Regions from separate parts of the Homo sapiens genome. Here region 2 is linked to region 1. Evidence: read pairs that join two places in POLR2A ChIA-PET (ENCODE). Cell type or tissue: B cell. All regions are shown on one strand. Each heading gives the region's core, and the rest is flanking DNA. Links, peaks and the distances in the headings are about the cores only. Region 1 overlaps NPHP4 (nephrocystin 4). Region 2 has its middle 8.2 kb from the start of KCNAB2.

The links. Peaks named below come from ENCODE experiments on the same cell type or tissue, not always from the same donor. Only the 100,000 strongest peaks of a DNase experiment are listed, where the experiment ranks them.
Region 2: POLR2A ChIA-PET joins it to region 1 with 9 read pairs; 3 of 35 experiments call an interaction of 5 or more read pairs at or near these places.

The regions. Positions count from the first base shown.
Region 1 is chr1:5,964,630-5,969,995 of GRCh38, reverse strand. It overlaps NPHP4 (nephrocystin 4), which reads left to right. Exons shown (of 30, transcript NM_015102.5): 4 at 737-909; 5 at 2,633-2,697. Among named protein-coding and RNA genes, the nearest start is that of NPHP4, 25 kb to the left of the region's middle. RefSeq lists an enhancer at 2,454-2,953. In B cell, for the core only: no CTCF peak of the experiment used is centred there; no DNase peak of the experiment used is centred there.
Region 2 is chr1:6,035,023-6,040,388 of GRCh38, reverse strand. It overlaps a transcript of KCNAB2 not described here. Among named protein-coding and RNA genes, the nearest start is that of KCNAB2, 8.2 kb to the left of the region's middle. In B cell, for the core only: no CTCF peak of the experiment used is centred there; a DNase peak (open chromatin) is centred at 2,928.

The DNA.
Region 1 (5,366 bases), core at 314-5,313:
AACCTTTTAAGATCAATTTGAATATCATCTACTTGGCTTACATCTTGAGAAATCTTTTAATAAAATGATCTCAAGGTGATTTTCGGCATAAAAAGACTTTAGTCTTTTGGGCTCTGAACCGGGGATAATTACTTAGCACCTAAAGAAATTCAAGGATTCTTCTTGTTAATAGTTTAAATACAGTTCAGATGGAACTCAAAATGGTTACGCACGAAGCAGCACTGGGAAGGTGTGATCGAAGTTGTCTGTGTTGAGTGTCAGGCGATACTAGGAGCATGAATTGATCAGCACGTGCGTGTCTTTTTAGTGGTGGATGTGTTACGTCTTGGGCTGATCTAACCATGGTCCTACCTGGTGTGTCCCCCTGCAGGGTTGGGTGCATAGCTGCTCTAGCCCCATTCTGCTCTAGTGGGCCTGGGATCTGTTGGTGTTTCTTGTGGTGGAATTCCTAGGGAATGGAAAGTTCCTGGAGCGGAAGCAGACATCTGATGCCCTGGTTGTTGGGTGCTCTGGAATAAAGAGCTCCGACACCAACATTTCAGTCTGAGGGAGTTACCTCAGTGTGCCTGCTTCCCTGGCATCCTGCAGAGATGTGGTACACCACATGAGGGCATGGTAGAGGGTTCCGGATGCTGTGGCACGTGTAGGAAGGCGGTCTCGGGGGTGGGGACAGCGCCCATGTCCTCTTTGTGTGTGTCCTGAACACTCAGACCATCCTCTGGCTTCTGTTCTGCAGCCCTTGTATTTTCACACATCCCTAAACCACCCTCATATCGTGGCTGTGGTGGAAGTGGTCGCTGAGGGCAAGAAACGGGATGGGAGCCTCCAGACATTGTCCTGTGGGTTTGGAATTCTTCGGATCTTCAGCAACCAGCCGGACTCTCCTATCTCTGCTTCCCAGGACAAAAGGTACCTGCCTTGTTTCTACAACCCTGGGGTTTTCCAGCGTCTGTCTTTTTTTTTTTTTTTGAGACAGATTCTCACTCTGTCAACCAGGCTAGAGTGCAGTGGTGTAATGTCGGCTCACTGCAACCTCCGCTTCCTGGGTTCGAGCGATTCTCGTGCCTCAGCCTCCCAAGTAGGTGGGATTACAGGTGCCACGCCCAGCTGATTTTTGTATTTTTAGTAGAGACGGGGTTTTGCCATGTTGGCCAGGCTAGTCTCGAACTCCTGACCTCAAGTGATGCACCTGCTACCATGTCTGGCTAATTTTTGTATTTTTAGTAGAGATGGGGTTTTGCGCCTGGCCAGATTCCAGCATCTTTCTATGGTGGTTTAACTGCTCGTCTTATGGTGGCAGTAGAAGGCTGTACATTTGTCATCTAAAGTTGTGTGTCCATAATAGCATAGTGTGGGATGTGTCTTGCTTGGGGGTTTGCCTTTTTTTTTTTCTTCGAGACAGGGTCTTGCTCTGTCACCCAGGCTGTAGTGCAGTGGTGCAACATTGGCTCACTGCCACCTCCGCCTCCAGCCTCAAGCGATTCCTGTGTGTCATCCTCCCACGTAGCTGGGATTACAGGTCTGTGCCACCATGCCTGGCTAATTTTTGTGTTTTTAGTAGAGACGGGATCTCCCTATGTTGCCCAGGCTGGTCTTGAACTCCTGGGCTCAAGAGATCTGCTCGCCTCAGCCACCCAAAGTGTTGGGATTACAGACGTGAGCCGCTGTGTCCGGCTGGGTTTGCCATTTCTAAGTGACTTAAGGAATTGTTCTTTAGGCCGGAGTAAGGGCTGGCTTTGACCACCAGTGATGGATTTGAGGTAGTATGGATATGGGCCAAAGTTGTACTCTAGCACTGATTCTCTGTGGGACTTCAGGTAAGTGATTTGAGCTCTTGGACCCTGAATTTATTCATCTGTATATGAGGAGTAATGATAATGCATATCTCGTAAGTTCTGCTTGAATATTGAGCGATGTGTTTTTCACAGGTGCCTGGCAGGCAGTAGGTGTTCATTCAGCACACGCTGGCTGAGTGTCTGTCGCGTGCCAGGCTCTGTGTAGGAGCCGGGCATACGGGTGGATAGGCTGGCGCATCATCCTTTCAGCTAGGGTTAAAGCCTACATGTTTACTCCAAGTCAGGGTTTCTCAAGCTTGACACCACTGACTTGCGAATGGATAATTGTTTGCTGTCGCGGGGCTGTCGTCTGTGCTGTAGGATGTTTATCAGCATCCCTGGCAACGCACTAGATGCCAGGGCACTGCCTCCCTGCTCCCTGGCCCTGTTGTGACAAACGAAAAAAAATGTCTCCAGACATTGCCAAATGTGCCTTAGGGAGCAGAATCATCGCTGGTTGAGAACCACTGCTCCAGATATACAGCTGTGGAAATTCCTCAGATGTTGTCTTGAGACATTTCAGAGTTTTGTAAATTTCCATGGTGTTTTCCAGGAAAGCTCCTCAATTCTCAGGCTGCCTTGGTTGGGGCTGCGTGTGTGCCAGACATGCTTGGCCACAAGCACCAACGGCTTGGGGAGCTGCTGCTGGCCTCAGCTGCCTCTGCCTTCCGCAGAGGATGGGACTGGTGGAGTTTAGAAAGCTCTAGTGGGCGTGGTGGTGGCTGAGGCCTCCATGTGCTTTCCTTCTGAGAAGTGCGCACGTGGCTGACGACTGTTCTCTGGGTCCTGTCTTCCAGGTTGCGGCTGTACCATGGCACCCCCAGAGCCCTCCTGCACCCGCTTCTCCAGGACCCCGCAGAGCGTAAGAGCCAGACCTGGCCTTGGCAGCACTCACTGCTCTCGTGCCTTCCCTGAGTGTTCCCCACCTTTAGCTCTGAATGGGATCTTTCTCAGTGTAAACTGCTATCTGCTTAGCTAATTTATCTAAGAGGTTTTGGCAGATGTTTCGTGGCCTTGGACTTTTGGCAGAAAGTAAAGAACTGAAACACACCAGCCCTGAGGGAGGGCATTGGTTTGTGGGGATGAGCACGGGAGCGCCTGTGAGAGCCACCTGGAGGGAGGGGAACAGCTCTGCTCACCAGATGAAGTAGTAGCTCTCTGTCACCAGCCACCGGCTGTCTCAAACCTCTGACCGCACAGCCGTCGGTTATCTCCAGCATGGCAAGGCCCCATGGCTGAGAGGCCGCCTTAGAGCAGAGCAGGGGTCGGCGGGGAGCTTCCTGCTGTTCCTCAGTGACCAGCCGTTCCCAGGCAGCCAGAGGGAGCCATTTGGGAAGGATGGGGATGACGGTCTGCTCTGCTGCTGCCTGCCTGGAGGATGACAGGAAGGGCGTGTGGTGGGAGGGGTGGGAGTGGGCTAGAAGGACATCAGGGAGGCTCAGAGCACAGAGGCTGTGCTTGCCTAGCAGTTGGGGGAGTGTGGGTGGGGAAGAGTGGCCGGAGGTGGATCTGTTGGGGAGGGTGACTTTTCTGTCTCTTCGAGGTGAGATGCTGCCCAGATTCCTCGAAGGGGATGTCATGTGTGCCTCGTGGCTTGTGTTAAAAGTCAAACCTGGCCAGACACGGTGGCTCAGGCTTGTAATCTCAGCACTTTGGTGGCTGAGGCAGGTGGATCACTTGAGCTCTCAGGAGTTCGAAACCAGCCTGGGCAACATAGTAAGACCTGTCTCTATAAAAAATACAAAAATTTAGCCAGGTGTAGTGGTGTGTGCCTGTAGTTCCAGCTACTCAGGAGGCTGAGGTGGGAGAATCACTTCACCCCAGGAGGCAGAGATTACAGTGTGGTGAGATTGCACCACTGCACTCCAGCCTGGGTGACACAGTGAGACCCTGTCTCAAACAAAACAAAACAAAACGTCAAACCCACTCCCTTTGCCCCTCACTGGTCTTGGTGACAATCTCGTGATAGGAGATGTCAGCTGAAGAGTGATGAGGTTCCTGAGACTGGAAAGGAGAGATTCATTTCTCATAAAGGGCTGCAGCCTGCAGGTGGCCTTTCTGACAGGCTGGGAAGTGTAGCCTCCAGCCAGAAGCCAGAAACAGACCCTTCGAGAGAGGGGCAGAGGGAAGAGGAATTTCTGCTGAGTGGGGGCTGAGCCTGCTTATTTTAATAAGCCCAGGAGGAGTCCTGCGTGTTTATGAGAGAAGCGTGCACGTGCGCAGCTGAGTCCCATGCCGCTTCATGGGACACAGTGTTCAAAACGTGGTGGCACTGGCAGGACCCGAGGGGAAGTTCTCGGCCTCTGATGTCAAAAGGTGAAGCAGGGGACACGAAAGCCCTCCCTGCATGCCCTCCGTAGACTATCCAGAAGAGGGAGAGCGGTGGGTGATCGCTGGGCAGCAGCAGCGATGGAGTCTCTAGAAGGGCTGGTTCCAGTCCTGAGGGAAGAAAGGCTAACGGTGGTTAGCATGGGCCGGGGCATGTGGAGGCCTGTCTGGTCCCCTCCTGTCACTCCTGGAACTCAGTTTTCAAGGCTGCTCTGGAGTCCTCTAGGCCAAGAGGAGGTCCCTTCAGTCCACTGGGGGCTCAGGATTTTATTTTTAGTTTACTGAGAACAACCAGTCAGGAACTTCATTTCGTTGCTGAAGATTGGCTTTTAGGTTATTTTTCAACTGAATCTAATTAGTCATATGCTGGGATTTTCTGTCCAGAAGTATCCTGAGAACAAAGTAGACAGCCACCACATTCGCTCCACGTCCACAGTCCACATGTCCATGCGTCTGTGTGGAAGCTGTTGGCCCTGAGTGGAGGCTGTGAGGAGGAACCTGCTGCGGGGCCCTTCACTCATCCTTGCAGTGGGCTTTTCCCAAAATTTGCTGGTAATGGCAATACACTCACATGATTCAGAATCCAAAAGTATAAAAAAGTGCCGGGTGCAGTGGCTCACACCTGTAATCCCAACACTTTGAGAGGCTGAGGTGGGCAGATTGCTTAAGGCCAGGAGTTTGAGACCATCGTGGGCAACATAGTGAGACCCCATCTCTACAAAAAATACAAACATTAACTGGGTATGGCGGTGCGCCCCTGTGGTCATAGCTACTTGGGAGGCTGAGGTGGGAGGATTGCTGAGCCCAGGAGTTTTAGGCTGCAGTGAGCCATGATTGCACCACTGCACTCCAGCCTGGGCGACGGTGAGACCCTGCCTCAAAAAAAAAAAATATATATATATATATATATATATAATATATATGTATTATATATTTTATATATAGTATATTTATATGTGTGTTATATATATATAAAATATATACATATAAAAAGTTGAGAGTGAGGTCTCCTTTCCCCATCCCCTCACCTGCTACCAGGTAACCTCTCTCTTTGGGTTCTTGTGGATCTGTCACTGGAGAACCGAGTTCTTTTCCCACTTTGTGTCGGCTGCAAAGAAAGAATATCCAATTGGAAAAGGTAGTCAGGTTTTACTCACTGGCCAGGGAGTGGAGAAGGGAGCCCTCACTTTAAAGGCACCTTCT
Region 2 (5,366 bases), core at 232-5,231, 70 kb before region 1:
CTCAGCAGAGAGACAGACAGACAGACGACAGACAGACACACGGCAGGCAGGCAGGTCCACGGGCTCAGGAGGGGCTGGAGAGCAGGTGACAACTGTGAGAAGGGTTTCCACACTCCATCACTCCACACTCCCACCTTATATGTCGTGGAGGTCCTTCCACACCACCCCAACTGTTGTTCTGAAACCGTAGGTGTAGTTTCTGCTGCCCACATGGTGCAGAAGAGACCGCCCAGGGGGCATCTGTGTACTTTCTGAGCTCCTGACTGCACTGCTGTCCCCCAGGGTCATCGCTGACACTGTCCCTTGCCCTGACTCCAGCCCAGTGCAGCTTCCTGGTGCTGCCATTGAGCTCCTAAGTCAGGCAGCTTCTCAGATGCCACTGATGTCCGCAGCTCCTGGGATTCCTGCCCTTGGGCAGCCCCTGTCCTGGAGTGTGGGCTGCACCTAGCAAGTCGCTTCTAACCAGCAGAACACGGCAAAGGTAATGGCAAGACTGTCACTTCTGTCTTGCTAGAGACTGTCCCTCCTGGCTCTGATGAAGCAAGCTGTGGTGTTGGAGAGGCCCTTGGGGCAGGAACTGAGGGCAGCCTCGGGCCGACAGCTGGCGAGAAGCTGAGCCCTCAGCCCAACAGCCCAAAGAAAGGAGTCCTTCAAACGAACGAGGGAGCCTGGAAGTGGATCCTTTCCTACCAGAGGTTTCCAAGGTGAGCCCAGTCCCGGCAAGAACCTCGACTGCAGCTCAGGGGTCCCAAAACAGCAGACCCAGCCCTGCTCTGCCCCAATGCCTGACCCACAAGAACCAGGAGATCTCACTCTGGGCAGTTGGAAGCTGCAGGGTTTGTGATGAGCTGTTACAGCAGCATTGATAATGAGTATGGCTGCCAATATCCAGCCGTCCACCCACATCTCTGGCTGCCACCCTTGGGCTGAGCCACTGCTGTCTTTCACCTGAACCCCTGGGTCCCCTCCCAGTGGCTCCCCCCACCGCCTCCTGAACCCTCTCAGCTCTGCACGCCTTCCTCCACCTGGCTGGCTGCTGGTTGGGGGCTTCTATTTCCAAAGTGAATCTGGTCCCATGCTCTTTCCTCCCACTCCTAGGCACTGCCCCCTCAGGCCCCTATGCTCTGCCGCCTGGCCCTTGACCCAGGCCCCCGCCTTCCCAGCACGCTGAGCTCACACTGTCTGCGGATGCTTGCGCTTGCGGCTCCTCTCCTACTGGCTGCGCCCTTGCTGCAGTGCTTCTCAGCGCCATGAGCCCCGACTGTGGGGCTCAGGGGTCCCTGCTGCTCCCCGGCCGACACCACGCCCTTGCTGCCTGCACACGGGTCTGTGGTGCCCCAGTTCCCTCTCTGGGGGGGGTGTGTTCCAGGAGGGCAGTGGTTCTGTGGGTCTCACTCACTGCTGCACCCCCATGCCTGGAACAGGGCTTGGCTTCTGGAAGGACAAATGACCCCTGATCCAAAATCACGTGGTCCCACACCCACAGGCAAAGGGATGGTCTGGGCTCAAAACAGCCCCGCCCATCCACAGCAACCCATGAAGTTGTTGGGAAACCTGACACTTAGCCAAGTGGCTGATTGGCTTTGTTTTTCCCACTCTTTTTCCCCAGAACAGTGACCTCCCGTCACCAGGAAGCCGGCTTCCTCGGAAGAAATCAAAGTAAGGGAGGGGATTCCCAAACAACCTCTGTCCCTGGGGTCAAGGCAGCACAGGTCTAGGTCCCCCTAATAACGGAGGTCTCCTCTGAGTGAGCGATGTGAGCACATGTGTAGACCTGCTGGTAAAATGGGACCAGCCTGGAATACCAGCACTTCGGGAGGCCGAGGCAGGAGGATTGCTTGAGCACAGGAGTTTGAGACCAGCCTGGGCAACACAGAGACATTTGTTTTGTAGAGACCCAGTCTCTACAAAAAAATTAAAAAATAAAAAAATTAGCTGGGCGTGGTGATGCATGTCTGTAATCCCAGCTACTCGGGAGGCTGAGGTGGGAGGATTGCTTGAGCCTGGGAGATTGAGGCTGCAGAGTGCTATGATCGTGTCACTGCACTCCAGCCTGGGTGATGGAGCAAGATCCTGTTTCAAGTAAACCAAAATGAAAACCAAAAACAAGGACAGAAGATGCAGAGAAGATCCAGCACTATGCTAACCTCAGAGGAAGTGGTGGGGCTTGGTGACGATCCCCTGGAGTTTTATTCTTAAAGACCCTCATTTGGGCCAGGCATGGTGGATCACACCTGTAATCCCAGAACTTTGGGAGGCTGAGGTGGGTGGATCACGAGGTCAGGAGATCGAGACCATCCTGGCTAACACAGTGAAACCCCGTCTCTACTAAAAAATACAAAAAAAATTAGCTGGGTGTGATGGCGGGCGCCTGTAGTCCCAGCTACTTGGGAGGGTGAGGCAGGAGAATGGCGTGAACCCGGGAGACGGAGCTTGCAGTGAGCCGAGTTCGCGCCACTGCACTCCAGCCTGGGTGACAGAGCGAGACCCCGCCTCAAAAAAAAAAAAAAAAAAAAGACCCTCATTCAGGCCAGGCACGATGGATCATGCCTGTAATCCCAGAACTTTGGGAGGCCAAGGCTGGTTACCTGGCTTTGGGGTGATTGAATCCCTGCAGCACTGGGGGGCTGGAGGGGCCTCAAAGGCAGCCTCTCTTTGAGCCCATTAGCAGCTCACGCATTTTGCTCTTAGATGACTCAGAGGCAGGAAATCAAATCATCTCACTAAAGTCGTTAAAAAACTGTCGTTAAACTCCTAAAGATGCTGTGCTTTCGATCGGAGGACAGTGCATTTCTTCTTGCATGGAACACTGGCTGAGCCCTGCTGCTGTGGGAGGCTCCCCTACAAGCAATGGAGTTCCTGCCCCCAGGCTCCCCTGAGTAGCTGAGGGACGTGGACAGGAAACCAGGGCTTCAGAGTGGAGGGTTCTGCTGAGAGCAGAGTCATCACCACAGCCCGTCCCCAGGGAGCCCTCCCATGGATGCTGCATAAGCAAACACGGCCCACGGGAGGCAGGATGTCCTCACACAGCCTTGCAGAAGGGGATGGGGGCTGGGATGCCTGTGCCTTTAACAGGGCATGTAGCCCACCCCACACTTCACTCTCTCTTGGGTCTAGGTGCTGAGCTAACTTCCAGAATTCCGGAATCACAAACTCAACTTGGGTTGGAAAACAGTGCAGGGACTGAGTCACTGGCTCCATGAACATAGGGTGGGGGTCCAAGAATCTGCATTTCCCACAAGTTCCAGGTAACGCTGATGCTGCAGGCCCAGGGACCATGCTTTGAAGACCCCTGGCCTAGAGGCGAGGTTGAGGGCCAGGAGTCTAAGCAGGCCAGAGCCAGCCTGCTGCCTATTTTTGTAAATAAAGTTTCATTAGAACACCTCCATGCCTGTTTACGAATCCTCTCAGGCTGCTTCTGGGCTCCAAGGGCAGGGCTGAGGAGCTGCAACAGAGACTGGCTGGCTGGCAAAGCCTAAATTATTTACTATCTGGTCCTTTACAGAAAGAGTCTATGGGCACCTGCTCTACGGCATCCTCTCTCCCAGGTTCAGGGGACACCTCGCTGCTCCTCCCTTCCCACCCCACCCTCAGCTGCCACTGCTGCTTCCCAGACCCCTGAGAAAACACAAGCAATCAGAAGCCACCTTCCACACACAGCGACACGATCTGTGCTCAAAGCCACCTGCCTTCCCTCCTGTGGCTACCCAGTGAACCGGCCCCACAGTGTCCATGGTCACATGGCTGTCCCCAGCCCCACACCCACTCAAGGGCATCCCAAGCCCATTCCTCCTTCTTCAGGACGCACTGCCAGCTGCACCCAATAAGTTATTATTTCTCTCATCTCCAAAGAAAACAAAAAACACAGTTTCTTTTTTCTTTTTTTGAGACAGAGTCTCACTCTGTCACCCAGGCTGGAGTACAGTGGCACAATCTCAGCTCACTGCAACCTCCGCCTCCTGGGTTCAAGCGATTCTCATGCCCCAGCCTCCCAAATAGCTGGGATTACAGACGTGCACCACCATGCCTGGCTAAGTTTTGTATTTTTAGTAGAGACGGAGTTTCACCATGTTGGCCAGGCTGGTCTCCAACTCCCGGCCTCAAGTGATCCGCCCGCCTCGGCCTCCCTAAATGCTGGGATTACAGATGTGAGCCACCTCACTCGGCCTAAAAAAGCAGTTTCTTAGACCCACTTTCTTCTCCACTGTTTCTTGCCTTCCATTTGAGAAAATTCCTCAAAAAGTTTTCCTTCACTTATCTGCGATTCCTCTTCTTCTTCCGGCTTATAAACCAACTCCAATCAGCCTCTGCCCTCACCACTCCGTGGAAACTGCACTTGCCAAGGTTGCGGTGACCTCTTCGTTGCTAGGTCCAGCGGTGCCCATCGTATCGGGGTGACAGAGGTGCTGCCTGCGGCTTCCCCAGCTCCCAGGACTCCACGCTCCCCTCTCATCCCTCCAGCCACTCCTTCTCAGTCTCCTGGGCTTCTTCCTGCTCATCGCTGTCCTCCAGTGGCTGCCCTTGCTCAGCTCTTGAATATATTCTTTTCCATCCCCACAAAGCCCCTCAGATTTCCACCCATCTCGTGGCTCTGAACCCCGTCCCCATGCTGCAGACCCCACCCCCTCTACCACTCCCCTGAACCCCAGAGCTGTTTATTTCCTGCCTGTGTGGCTCAGCTATGAGGGTGGGGAACGTGTGCCTCGGATTCCTGGGTCAGACACTGAGCTCCCGACTGCCCTCACCCCCAGCCCAGTTCTTCCCAGGGTGGCCCCAGATGAGTAACGAGCTCCCCACCCTCCCAGGTGTCAGTCCCACTCCCGGGAGTCACCCCGACTCCTCCCTTCCTCCCACGTCCCGCCTCCCACATCCAATCCATCCCTGGGCCAGGGGCCCCGTGCCTCTCCCTGTCTCCTCTCCTGCCCAGCTGCCACCGGCTCTCATGCTGCTCCTCACAGCATTCCCTGCGCCCACCTCCACCCCCGCCGGCAGACTCTACGCGGCCAGGGTGATCCTCCCAGAACATAAGTCAGATTATGTCACTGCTTCACTCCAAACCTTCCAATGGCTTCCATTCCATTCAGAGCCAAAGTCCAATCTCAACAGTGGGTCCACAACCTTTCTAGCCACATCCCCCGCTGAGCCCCTCACACACTGGCCCCTGCCACACTGGCTCCCTGGGGGTCTGTGAACCCAGCAGACAGACTCACTCCCACCTCAGGGCTTCATGCACTCCTCCTCCTCCGGCCCGAATTCAACTTCTGACCACCGTGGTCTGCCTGAGCATGCTCCCACGTTTGCCTCTTTATGCCAAGGTCACCTTCTCATGGAGGTCTTCCCTGGACGCCTCCCTTTCATCGCAGTCC